Linked DNA regions of Homo sapiens: region 1 is linked to region 2. Evidence: chromatin contacts called from ENCODE Hi-C or POLR2A ChIA-PET data. All regions are on one chromosome and are shown on one strand. The core of a region is the stretch at or near the end of the contact, and the rest is flanking DNA. Distances in the headings are between cores, read along the strand shown.

What was found. A loop is a pair of places that touch in the nucleus more often than their neighbours do. ChIA-PET counts read pairs that join two places held with the same protein, here RNA polymerase II (POLR2A). Pooled maps may share reads with other maps.
Region 1: a loop to region 2 is called in a map of PC-3, with 4 times the contacts of the local background. The contact joins two enhancer-like sites. A Hi-C loop is called at or near these places in 2 of 168 maps with a recorded cell type or tissue (PC-3 and endothelial cell of hepatic sinusoid) and 10 of 50 pooled maps. POLR2A ChIA-PET finds 5 or more read pairs at or near these places in 3 of 52 experiments (CD4-positive, alpha-beta T cell, GM12878 and WTC11).

Annotation. Positions count from the first base shown.
Region 1 is chr10:51,875,807-51,881,608 of GRCh38, forward strand. All of the region lies in intron 4 of PRKG1 (protein kinase cGMP-dependent 1), which reads left to right. Among named protein-coding and RNA genes, the nearest start is that of CSTF2T, 180 kb to the left of the region's middle. RefSeq lists enhancers at 3,605-3,674, 3,775-3,834. Within about 2 kb of position 3,530, at least 5 of the 41 ENCODE cell types and tissues checked have a DNase peak (open chromatin) inside an H3K27ac peak, as active enhancers do; they include PC-3, where a contact is called at or near this core.
Region 2 is chr10:51,830,411-51,836,289 of GRCh38, forward strand. All of the region lies in intron 4 of PRKG1 (protein kinase cGMP-dependent 1), which reads left to right. Among named protein-coding and RNA genes, the nearest start is that of CSTF2T, 130 kb to the left of the region's middle. Within about 2 kb of position 2,746, at least 3 of the 41 ENCODE cell types and tissues checked have a DNase peak (open chromatin) inside an H3K27ac peak, as active enhancers do; they include PC-3, where a contact is called at or near this core.

The DNA of each region.
Region 1 (5,802 bases), core at 2,280-4,779, 46 kb after region 2:
AGAATGGTGCCACCTGGAGTTCTTCAAGTCGTTGTGGCCAAGCATACGTATCCAGTACAAATTTTTGGAATAGGTAAGTGTTATCTAGAGAGTTATTCTGTCTTTCTTTTTCTCCTCCTCCTTTATTCCTTTCTTTTCTTTCTTTCTTTTTTTTTTTTCTTTTTCAGAGCACATGCCGTCAATGACACAGCACCCTTTACCTTTGGTTTGGGCTTAGAACATGGGATTTGTAAACTTTTCTGTTTTCCCTTTAAGGAAGGGGAAAGGAACTACCTTTTCCCTTTAAAAACAGCACTTTCTCTGTCTCTTTTCCTAAAGAGAGCTAATTAATAAATAAACTTGCCACAAGTTGTTAATACATTTGCCCTCCCCACATCCATGAACACATTTATGTGCATAGATATGTATATTTGTGTTACACACACACACACACACACAGAGTGTAATATAGCTCACACAAAGTGACAAATCTCAAAGGGAAGCATTTTAAATAGTGGAAAGGGGGAAGTAGAGGAAATATTTTGGTTTATGGACCTTTCTGTTTCTCAAATCAGACTACAGAGGTAGCTGCTTAATCTACCTGTTTATAAAAGAAAAACCCTTGCTGTCATAGTCTGTAGGATGGAAATGTGTAGTGTAGTATCTTACACACATATCTCAATTTTCCTAGGGTAGGTCTTTTGGTATTTGTGGGGTTTATATTTGTTTTTGTTTGTTTGCTTGCTTTTTAATATCTATATAAGGCCTTAGGCAAATCATGCTTACTTTCATTTCATTCAGAATAGCCAGCCAGTTACGTTGTTCAGCAAACGTTGTCAGTGTTCCAGCAATATTTCTTTTTCTTACCATTTGAGACTCCCAGCTGCCAGCACCTGCAAGTGTTTGCTTGAGGGCCTCTTGCCACCAGAGCATGGTTTGTGCCTCCATGTGGCAAGCTGGAAGTGCCAAGAAATTAATGAATCTGGGAGCACCACTCACCCAGAGACCAGCGAGAACTTGTGTATGATATACCCAGTTCCCTTGCACCGGGGTGGGATAACTCTAGGGCCTGGGTTTTACCTGGGTTCCTAATATTACCCAGCAGAATCAAGCTCCAGTTCCCCACAATGGAAATTTGCCTAGTAATGAAAACTCCATTGACTACCTTTCCTTCCCTACCAATGGTTATTGAGATCAGCTCACAGATAAACTGTTCACACTCAAATCCTTGGCTCAGATCTGCTTCTGGGAGAACCCCACATAAAACAAAACACTCTGGCAGAGTGTCCCTTTTTGTGTGTGAATTTAGGTCCTTTCTTAGGATTGTCTTTCTCCCCCCATGCACCCTCCCATGTTGCGCAAACTGGTGTTGAATTCCTGAGCTCAAGCAATCCTCCTGTGTATCTGTGACTACAGGTGGTGCACTACCACCTGTACCCAGCTTTCCAGATTATCTTTCTTTTCAGGAGGTTCAGCCTGCCATGAATACTAACATCATCTGATTAACTGTTTTATGATCCAAGCTAGATTCTCACCTAAACAACTTTAAACAACCCGATAAGCTTTATTTTCAGATTTTTTTTGGTAGGATTTCTATACTTTCCCATCAAGTAAGTGCATGATGGTATCTAAAGAACTCTTATTGCCTTGCTTATCAGTGCAAACAGGTACAATTTGTTGAGCAGCATTTTTCTGACAAGAATTTGTATTTGATTACATATTTTATATTTTAAAGCAGTTTAGTTTTCAAAAGCTCATGCTTCCAAGTAAAATATGCATTTTTAAAAACCTCAAAATTCACTTCTTTATTACCCCAGCACTCAATCTCTGTAATCACTGGCCTATAACCACCGAACATCTTTCCATAATAGCATTTGCAACAGAAATGTAAAGAAGATTGAACCAATTTCAAAAAGATTACACCAAGAGGATTTTTCTTCTGAAAGATTTTTGCCCTATTCTTTAAGACATGCTGTTTCCTCAGGTTATACTCAACTAACTTTCCCATAAAGATAATTTGAAGTATATTCTCTTTTTTCCCAACTTCCCACCTCATGGTGGCAGCATCCAGATTAGAATTACTTTTTTAAATGAATGTGTCTCACAATTAGGCCAACTTAGCACACTCAGAAAGTAAGATGAAATTTCAGAAAGATACCACTACTACAATAGTTGAGGAATCAGTTAACACTGGAAATAAACTTATTGCCCATGTGTATGGATAAATTGTCCTAGAAATATGTATTTTTTACTTCTCAGGATAGCATATGACTAAGTTAACATAATTCAATTTTTAAAAAATATTTTTAACATGCTACCAAGTATATATTAGACATCATTAACCAGAAATGCATAAATAATGTTTAACAGTGTAATAAATAACATATATAATTTAAACATGTATATATAAATATAAAGCAATATATATGTGTGTGTGTGCATGTATGTATATATGTGTGAATATATGTGTGTGTGTGTGTATCCAGCACTGCTCACCATTAAAGTATGAACACTTTATTATTTCACAACTATTTTGATTGGCTCAATATACTATGTTGAACAGGGGGAAGTTTGCTTTGATGTGTCAGTAAGAAACCTCCTCTCAATATGTAAGTGGCAAATCTATACCAAATGGATAACATCAGTCTAGAAAGTGGATGTAAAAATATTCAGAGCAAATTAGCTGTCCCTATACCAGATAAAACTACTCATACAACCATTCTAAATGATTTTCCTTGGTGGATCACTAAGAAAAAAAGTTTTATAAGAAAGGACCCTATCCTTATACCATAGGTCTATGTAATCATCTTTCTAAGAGATGCCTAATTGCTTGAGGTCCTCCTTTTCTGAAACTACTCACCATCTAATTTTGTTACTCCCCAGAGTCTCACCAGAAGGAGAATACCAACAGTTTCTATTGAAGGATTTATTCCTGTCACAAGCCATTTTCCTTTCTTCCCATACTGACTAGAGCTGGCTATTTGGTGAATTCCAAATGAGCTTCCACCTAAGTAGCTGTCTCTCATAATGAGTTTCTGTCAAAGAGAAATCAACATACAGAGAGAACAGACACACACATATTGACTTTAATGCAGTGACAAAACAAAGCATTTGAGTCACTTATTTAAGAACCAGACCTCTGCAAATGGAACTGGCATGTCTAATCCCATTATTGCCAGCTTTCCCACACAGAGGCAGCATTACTGACCTATCTATAACTGTCCAATAAGTCCAGGGCCTTTGGTTTCTGTCCTTGTCAACCTCTAAATATTTCAAGCTGACATCAAAACAGAATAGGCAGGAGATAGAAAGAAACCAGCATCAACATGTATTTGCTTGTAAATATCAATTTGTTTTTGGCTGTAATCATCCTTAAGTGGACTTCTGTGACATGATCTGGGCTTTTAAAAAATAGCAGAAACCTGGACTATAATATATTTGTAAACATTTTATCCTTTGATTAGTTTTGTTTTGCTTTCACTTTGCTATGTAACTGTGCTGTTAGTCTTAAGATGAACTGGGGTGAGTTCAGGGCTGACTCAAGGAGGCCCATTTCATTTGAGTCACCCTGGGATGAACGAGAAAAGTTGCTGGCCTCAAGTCTCTTACTATCCCTTGGGAACCAAACACATACAGAACTATGATTCATGTCCATCTGTGAGAAGTTGTAGACAGAAGTATAAAGTGCTGTAAGAGCCTGAGGCACAGAAGAGGGAATTGTCTGCAGACAAGGAAACTACCATGAGTCACTTTCTCTGAGGTTTTCTTTTTTACTCAAGTTCTGTAAGTCTACATCTCTCTCAGTGTGAGCAACCCAACTGAGCTGTTAGAGCTATGTGTCCATGACTTTAAACCTGCCTCCCTTGGTAGGAAACAAAAATCCTATGTGTAGATTTAGTATATAGGTCTTCTGATGCCACCATCCAGAGCTTATCTTTCCTCCTGCTGGCTTGAGTGTAGGTCTCTGAAGTTAGGGAAGTCAACTGCAGTTTTTCCTAGATAACAGTGGAATTGAATGCCACCTGTGGGCATCTGGGTTCTGAAATCCGATTGATGTTACTCAGTGGAAGGAATTTCACAAATATACTACCTGAATCCCACAGCGGGCCACTATGGCAAGCAAGGAAATTGTAGCCACTATGTAAAGAACCTCAGGCTGTGGCCTGTGCAATTCTAGCAAGCATCCTTTACATGGAGCAGAATGTAAGTGAGATTTCTGCATTGCACAGTACCAGCCTGCACATCCATTGGATATTTGCTTCTGGACGTATTTTCTCAGCCTCCACCTTTTACATCAGAAAGAGATACCTCGTTTGCACAAGAAAATTTTATTGTATTTGATTAAAAAATATTTTGTGTGATACTATATGTTTAAATTATGGTTTACATTTTACAAAGTATTTTAGTCATTATAATTATCTTAGGAATTAAATAGAAAGTAATTAGCCCATTGTCCATATGTAGAACTGAGCTAAAAAAAAAAAAGATTAAATAATGTGAGTTAGTTGAAACTTACATTATGTAATTGAGTTAGAGCTCAATTATTATGAAGCTTGATGACATTTTGTCAGCAAGGTCTGGGGTGGAAATCAGCCCTTGTGTCTGGGACTAAGTCTACTGGCTCTGCTCTGTCTTACCTCCTGAGTACACTTCATTGAATAATGGTCTGCTCCACTGGAATTGCCAGGTCCCCATTTTTCCATTTAAGAGTTACTATCTTTCTGGTTTCCTGTGGGGAATAAAGCTTTGTAAATAAGAATTATGGAATAATCTGAGAATCTTAGAGAAGGAGAAGCTGGTAACTAATATAAAAGTCCTGTATTGGTTTTGGCTGTGTTAATCTTTTAAAAACGTCCTCCTCTAAAAAATTGTATCCACTCATATCCTGGATTTAAAATGCAAAAGATATTCCCCAGTAAAACCTCACACTGATTTCCCACAAATGGAGAGGAGGATGGTAAATTCCAAGGACAAGAACACTAATGTATGAGGCAAGAGACACAGTTTTGCTTTTGGCTCTATTGCAATCAACCTATCGGTTCATCAATTCAAGAATTAAGTATTGAGTATCTTTAGATGCCAGAAATTGTGCTGGGTGCCTTCAGTAAATTTTTAGGTTAGAAGGAAGGCAGACATTAAACAAATAACTACCCAAGTAATTATAATTATAGAAAGTGCTCTAAAGAAAAAATAAAAGGCTTGTATAAGAGTAAATGACAAGTAGGAGTTACTTAGAGAAAAGGGGGGCAGATAGTATGTGGGATGGGTGGGGGAGGGGCCTCTGGAAGCATAGTTCAGGTAAAGAGGGCAGCATATGTGAAGATCCTGTGCCCCAGGTTATATTTGAGAATTGAAAAGATCAGAGTGACTAGAGTAGTGCGCATGAAGGGGAGAGGGCTGAAAGTTAAGATTAGAGACATCAACGGGAAGATCATACATGGCCTCAAATAGTGTTTCACTTATCTACTGAGGTATAACAAGCTAACCCAAACCTTAGACTGTTAAAACAACAATTTGTTATTTCTCATGATTATATATTAAATAATTGTGCATTGGCTGTGCTCAGCTGAGTGGTTCTTGTGCTCCACATGTCAGCTGGGTCACTAAGCTGCATTCAGCTGTGAGCTCAGCTGGGGTTCTACTTATGTCTGTGGTTTCATCTGGGTGGCTGAAATAGCAGGAAACTGGCTTCTTCCACATGATCTTTCATAATTCAGTAGTCTAGCTGAGCTTCTTGAAATTTGAATGGATTCAAAAATGATTGGAGCTGATGGTACCAGGCCTCTTATCACCTAGCCTTAGAACTGGCATAGCCATTCTATT
Region 2 (5,879 bases), core at 1,496-3,995:
GTTTGGAAATTTTGTTCCAGGTCATACATACACATTCACTAATAATAGGACAGTTTGGCTTATTTGTTCTTTCTAGTCCTATTGCAATATAATTGTGATCTCTATAGTATAATTACTTATTGAACTTCTCTTAAAGTGTTTTTTTTTTTGTTTTTTTTTTTTTTTTTTTGAGTCACAGTCTCACTCTGTCGGCCAGGCTGGAGAGCAGTGGCACAATCTCGGCTCACTGCAACCTCTTTCTCCAGGGCTCAAGTAATTCTCCTACCTCAGCCTCCTGAGTAGCTGGGATTACAGGTGTGTGCCGCCACACCAGGCTAATTTTTGTATTTTTAGTAGAGACAGGGTTTCTTCATGTTGGCCAGGCTGGTCTCGAACTGCTGACCTCAAGTAATCCACCCTCCTGGGCCCCCCAAAGTGCTGGTATTACAGGCGTTAGCCACCGCACCCTGCCTAAAGTGATTTATAAAAAGCTGTTTATCATAACATTTAATGTTTTCAACTGTGAGATCATACGCTCAGGAATAAATACTAAATCTGTGCTACCTTTCTTTTTTTTTTGCCTTTTTCCTTACCAGTTCCACTAGTTAACCTCTACTCATCTAAAACCATTATCGACTGAGGTTTTTATGAGACTAATGTATGTTTTCCCAGTAGTACATTCATTGTCAAAATGAACATCATTGATAGATCTTAGTGACAACTTTGATATGTGGCAATTCCCTGTTCTTAGGTATATTTAAGAGACACAAGGCCTTATTTTTATTTATATATTTATTCTACTGAAATCCAGAGTACTTTTACAATTTAACCCTTAGCCCAAGGTATTTCAAACAATGTGTCACTTATTTATGTATTTATTTTTTTCTGATAGCAGAATCATTATATGTTCATGGTAGAAAATGTAGAAACTACAGGAAAGCATGAAGGCTAAAATAAAATTAAAAACCACTTCAATGCTAACCCCAGAAAAAAAAAATCACTGGTAACATTCTGGTCTATTTTAAACTTTTCTCCCTCTACCAGCCAAGAAAATGTAAATGAGACAAGGTGGGAATTTCTTCATGTAAGAGGAAAACAATAAAACAGAACAAAACAAAAGCAAGAAAGAATAAAAGTAGCCTGTGGGTAGAAAGACAACCCAGACCTTTTATGGCTGCTCCGTAAATTTTTCCAAGACCCAAGTTACTCATAGTTCACTACTATTCCATCCTTTGAGTTCACTATATTCCTAGGGTACCTCATTTTCATGGCCCAAGATGGCTAATCCAGCTTATCTCTTATCTCTGCATTCTGGCCAGTAGGATGGAGGAAGGGAATTGAATGAGGGCCCATCCTCGGCCCTTAAAAGAGGCTTTCTGAGAACTCCATGCTTCTTCCATATACATTGAATTGTCCAGAATTTAGTCACCTTGTTGCAAAGGTAGGTGGGCAAGAAGTAGGAGTCTTAGAAAGAAAGGAAGAATAGGAGAATAAATGAAAGAAACTATCAATTTTTTGGTAGGAATTCTCTCTAGTTGGTGGGATTATGGATGACTTATTTTTCCGTATATGTATATATTACATATACTTGTATTTTCTAAATTTGATATAATAAGTGTACAAAGAGGTTTAAGAAAACTGGAAAGAGTTAATTTCTGTAAGACAGGTGAAAATATCAGGCATTTTTCAGTTGTTTAAAAATAATCAACTGTTTTCTTTTTAAAAAAACTTACATAAAAGTAGTGCTGATATTTCAGCTTGAAGAAAGTAAACCAATGCTCTATAGAGGCTAAGAAATTTTCCAATATCACAAAGCTTATGCATAATGGAAACTGTCAAGCAGTTAAAAAGATCTCATTTTAAATTCATGCTTATTACACAAAGCAACAGTTATTCCCTCAAAGGAGGGAAACTGATGTTTATTAAGCACCTTCATGTGCCAGGTGCATATAGCATGTATATAAGATTCCTGGTCTACTTAATTATCTAAATCAAGGTTTGGCAAAAATTATCTGTAAAAAGTAAGACAGCAAATATTTTAGGCTTTGTAGACTAAGATGCTGAATCAAGAATATCATTTGGGTATTTACATCACAAAAAATAAAATAAATGTCTTTTTCTTATTTTTTCAAGCATTTAAAAATCTACTCTAAGGGTGAGGGGAAATTTTTTTCCACCCTCTGTAGGTATGATAATTTTAGTTTCTGATAATTTTAGTCTCTAGAATAAACTGACAGTAAGTGAATTAACAGGAGAAAAAGCATGTACATTTTTTATGTGCATGTGCTTGAGAACATCACAAAATATAGCTTAAAGAAGGGTCCCATGATTGAATCTTAGACAGCAATTTGCATTACAGAAAGAAATAGAAGATTGGGGCTTCTCTGAAGGAGGTGGCAACACAAGCTATGGAATGGTGAGGGGAGGAAATGCATGATGATCAAATATTGTCTTATCGCACAGATAAAGTCTCTCTGGTACGGCCCTCAGAGGAATAGGTGAAAAGTCTATCTGGGTTTAATGCTCTAGTTATGGAAACTTTTAGTCCCTTCTCCTGTGATATGAATAAATCTTGCCTGGTTAATGTCGATTACAGGGAGGGGGTTCACAATTGAAAATAGAAATCTAGGGAGGTTTTAAGCAGTGTTTCTAGGCCCTTTTCTACTTAAATGATGTTGTGATTGTCTCCTTAAAGAAAAGGCTCATTGAATGCGGTGTATTAGTCATGAATGGCAACAAATCTGCCCACACAGGAGGGACCTGACTTGCTGAGTCATGCACTCAAAAGCAAGAAATGACAGACTGCAACTGGAGTTGACAAGAAAGGGCCTTGTATAAAGGTGTCCTGTGAATTGAGCAGGACGAGTGAGGTTGCTGAGTGACGTAAAATTTCATTGGTTCTCAGTAGCTAGGCGTTTGAAGAACCTCAGTAGGGATAGTCATTGAGCATATAGTAATCATCACTCCTCTCTGTTGAACTCTCAGTGCTTGCCAAGCTTATTGCATAGCTAGTTGTAAACTTCTAATTTTTCACAACAATGCTGATAGGTATGTATTATTCCAAATTTATAAATGATGCAACTGAGGCTCAGCAAAATTAAATCATTTCCAAGGTGACACATTTATAGGTAGTAGAGCTGCATGGAAACGTGAATCTTTATTTATTTTTATTTTTAATTGACAAATAATAATTGTATATGTTTATGTGGCACAATGTGATATTTTGATACATGTATACATTGTGGAATGACCAAATCAGGACAATTAGCCTATCCATCACCTCAAATATTTATCATTTATTTGTGGTGAGAACATTAAAAATTAACTCTTTTAGGTATTCTGTAACATATAATACATTATTATTAATTACAATCACCTTGCTTTGCCACAGAAGCCAGAACTGATTCCTCCTATCTAACTGAAACTTTTACTTGTTGACCAATGTCTGCCCTTTCTCTGTCTACCTTCTTTTCCTCCACTCCAGCCTCTGGTAAACACCATTCTACTCTATGCTTTTATGAAATTGGGTGTTTTAGATTTTACATATAAGTGAGATCATATGGTCTTTGTCTTTCCATGCCTAGCCTGTTTCACTTAATATAATGTCCTCTAGGTTCATTCAGGTCATCACAAATGACAGAATTTCCTGTTTTCTTTTTAGGGCTAAATAGTATTCCATTGTGTATAGGGCTAAATAGTATTCCATTGTGTATACAGACCACAGTTTTCCCCCTTGGATTACTTATTTTCTTGTACTTTAGTCAGACGCTTCCCCAAATGTGTTTCAATCTCCATAATGGCCTCTTTTCCAAAGAGCTGAAACTGTGCCCTGCCTCTTATCATCTTTATGATACCTCCTGCCCTCTAACATAAAATATTTTAAAAATAAATACTGAAACAAGAACTTAGATGAGTTTTGCAAAACAGAACTGTGTTCTAGGCCTAAATTTATTGAAAGTAAGGGAGGGGGGCAGGTGCCATGGCTCACACCTGTAATCCCAACAACTTTGGGAGGCCGAGGCAAGAGGATCTCTTGAGCCTAGGAGTTTGAGACCAGCCTGGGCAACACGGAGAAACCCCATCTCTACAATATATACAAAAATTAGCTGGATGTGGTGGTGCATGCCTGTAGTCCCAGCTACTTGGAAGGCTGAGGTGGGAGGATTGTTTGAGCCCCAGAGATTGAGGCTGCAGTGATTCATGAGTGTGACACTGTGATACTACACTCTAGCCTGGGTGACACAGTGACACCCTGTCAAAAAGAAAGAAAGAAGGAAAGAAAGAAAGACAGAAAGAAAGAAAGAAAGAGAGAGAGAGAAAGAGAAAGAGAAAGAAAAGAGAAAAGAAAAGAAAAAAGAAAAGAAAGGAAAAGAAAAGAAAAAAGAAAAGAAAAGAAAGTGAGGGTATGAAAGAGCAATGAGTCTATGGGGGTACGTCCACACCCAAGGTCATCACATTGCATGGGGCAAGTGAGATGGAAAAGGGTCACTGAGTCTTGGGGCCTCCAGAAACATCAGAAATTAATTGATTTATCAATTGGGAAAGTCTTAGAAAAATGTATAAAGACATATTGTCTGTACATAGGAGGCATTCACTTCCCCTCAATGTAGACTAAAAAAAGATGAAAGAAAGCCCATAAGCCCACATTAACCAAACGCACACACATGAGAAACTCCAAGTGTCCAGATTAACACCCTCAGATAGGCACTTGGTGTTTTCAGCTCTGGGGCTGGAGAGAAGATTATGGGGCTTTGGCTTACAGAGACAGAAGCTTCTGTCCCCAGAGAGGGGACAATAGCTTCCGAAGTCTCTGGCAAGTGATCTGGCAGGTGGTACTTGACAAGCTGGATGGGAAGGAAGTGCTGTTTTGAAGAAGATTCTCCCCTCCTTCCATTTCACCAAGACAGTGACTTGCAGAAAGTTTGTGTCCTATGCATTTCTTGAATATAGAGGACTGGCATTTCTAAAGAGCACATCTCTGAAGGGACAGATGCTGGCCATTTAAATGTGGGCTTTGCATGTTGTGAACTGACTGGTTCTGTGCAGTAGGACTAGGTCCAGTTTGCTATTAACAGTTGTATTTGCAGAGCCCAATACTCTCTCTGGCACTTAGTACGCACACAACAAATGTTTGCTGAATGGTTGAATAAAGTAATCCAGAATGAAAATATCATTTCCCCATGAACATAAATTATAACTTTTTTTCATTGGTTATCAATTATATCACATTTTAAAATCCTTTCTTCTGTTGACAGACACTTGTTTCCATATCTTGGTTATTGCGAATAATGCTGCAATGAACATGGGAGTGCAGACATACATCTATTTGTCATATGAATTTCAATTCCTTTGGATATATACCCATTAGTGGGATTGCTGGATCATATGGTAGTTCTATTTCAAATTTTTTGAGGAACCTCCATACTGTTTTCTATGATGGATATAGTAATTCACATTCCTGCCAACAGTATACAAGGGTTTTCTTCACATCCTCACTGATACTTGTTATGTTTCATGTTTTTAATAATAACAAATTTAACAGATGTGAGGTGACATCTCATTGCGGTTTTAATTTTCATTTCTCTGTGATTAGAGATGTTGAGCATTTTTTTTATGTAACTGTTGCCACTTGTATATTTTCTTTTAAGGAATGTCTATAAATACTCTCCTGAATAGCAAAAACAATCCTTATCAAAAAGAATTAATCTGGAAGCCTCACACTACAATATTTCAAAATATATTACAAAGCTACAGTAATCAAAATAGCATGGCACTGGCATCAAAGCAGACACATCAACCAATGGAATAGGATAGAAAACCCAGAAATAGATCCACACATCTATGGTCAGTTGATTTTTGACAAATGTGCCAAGAACACACAATAGGGAAAGGGCAGTCTC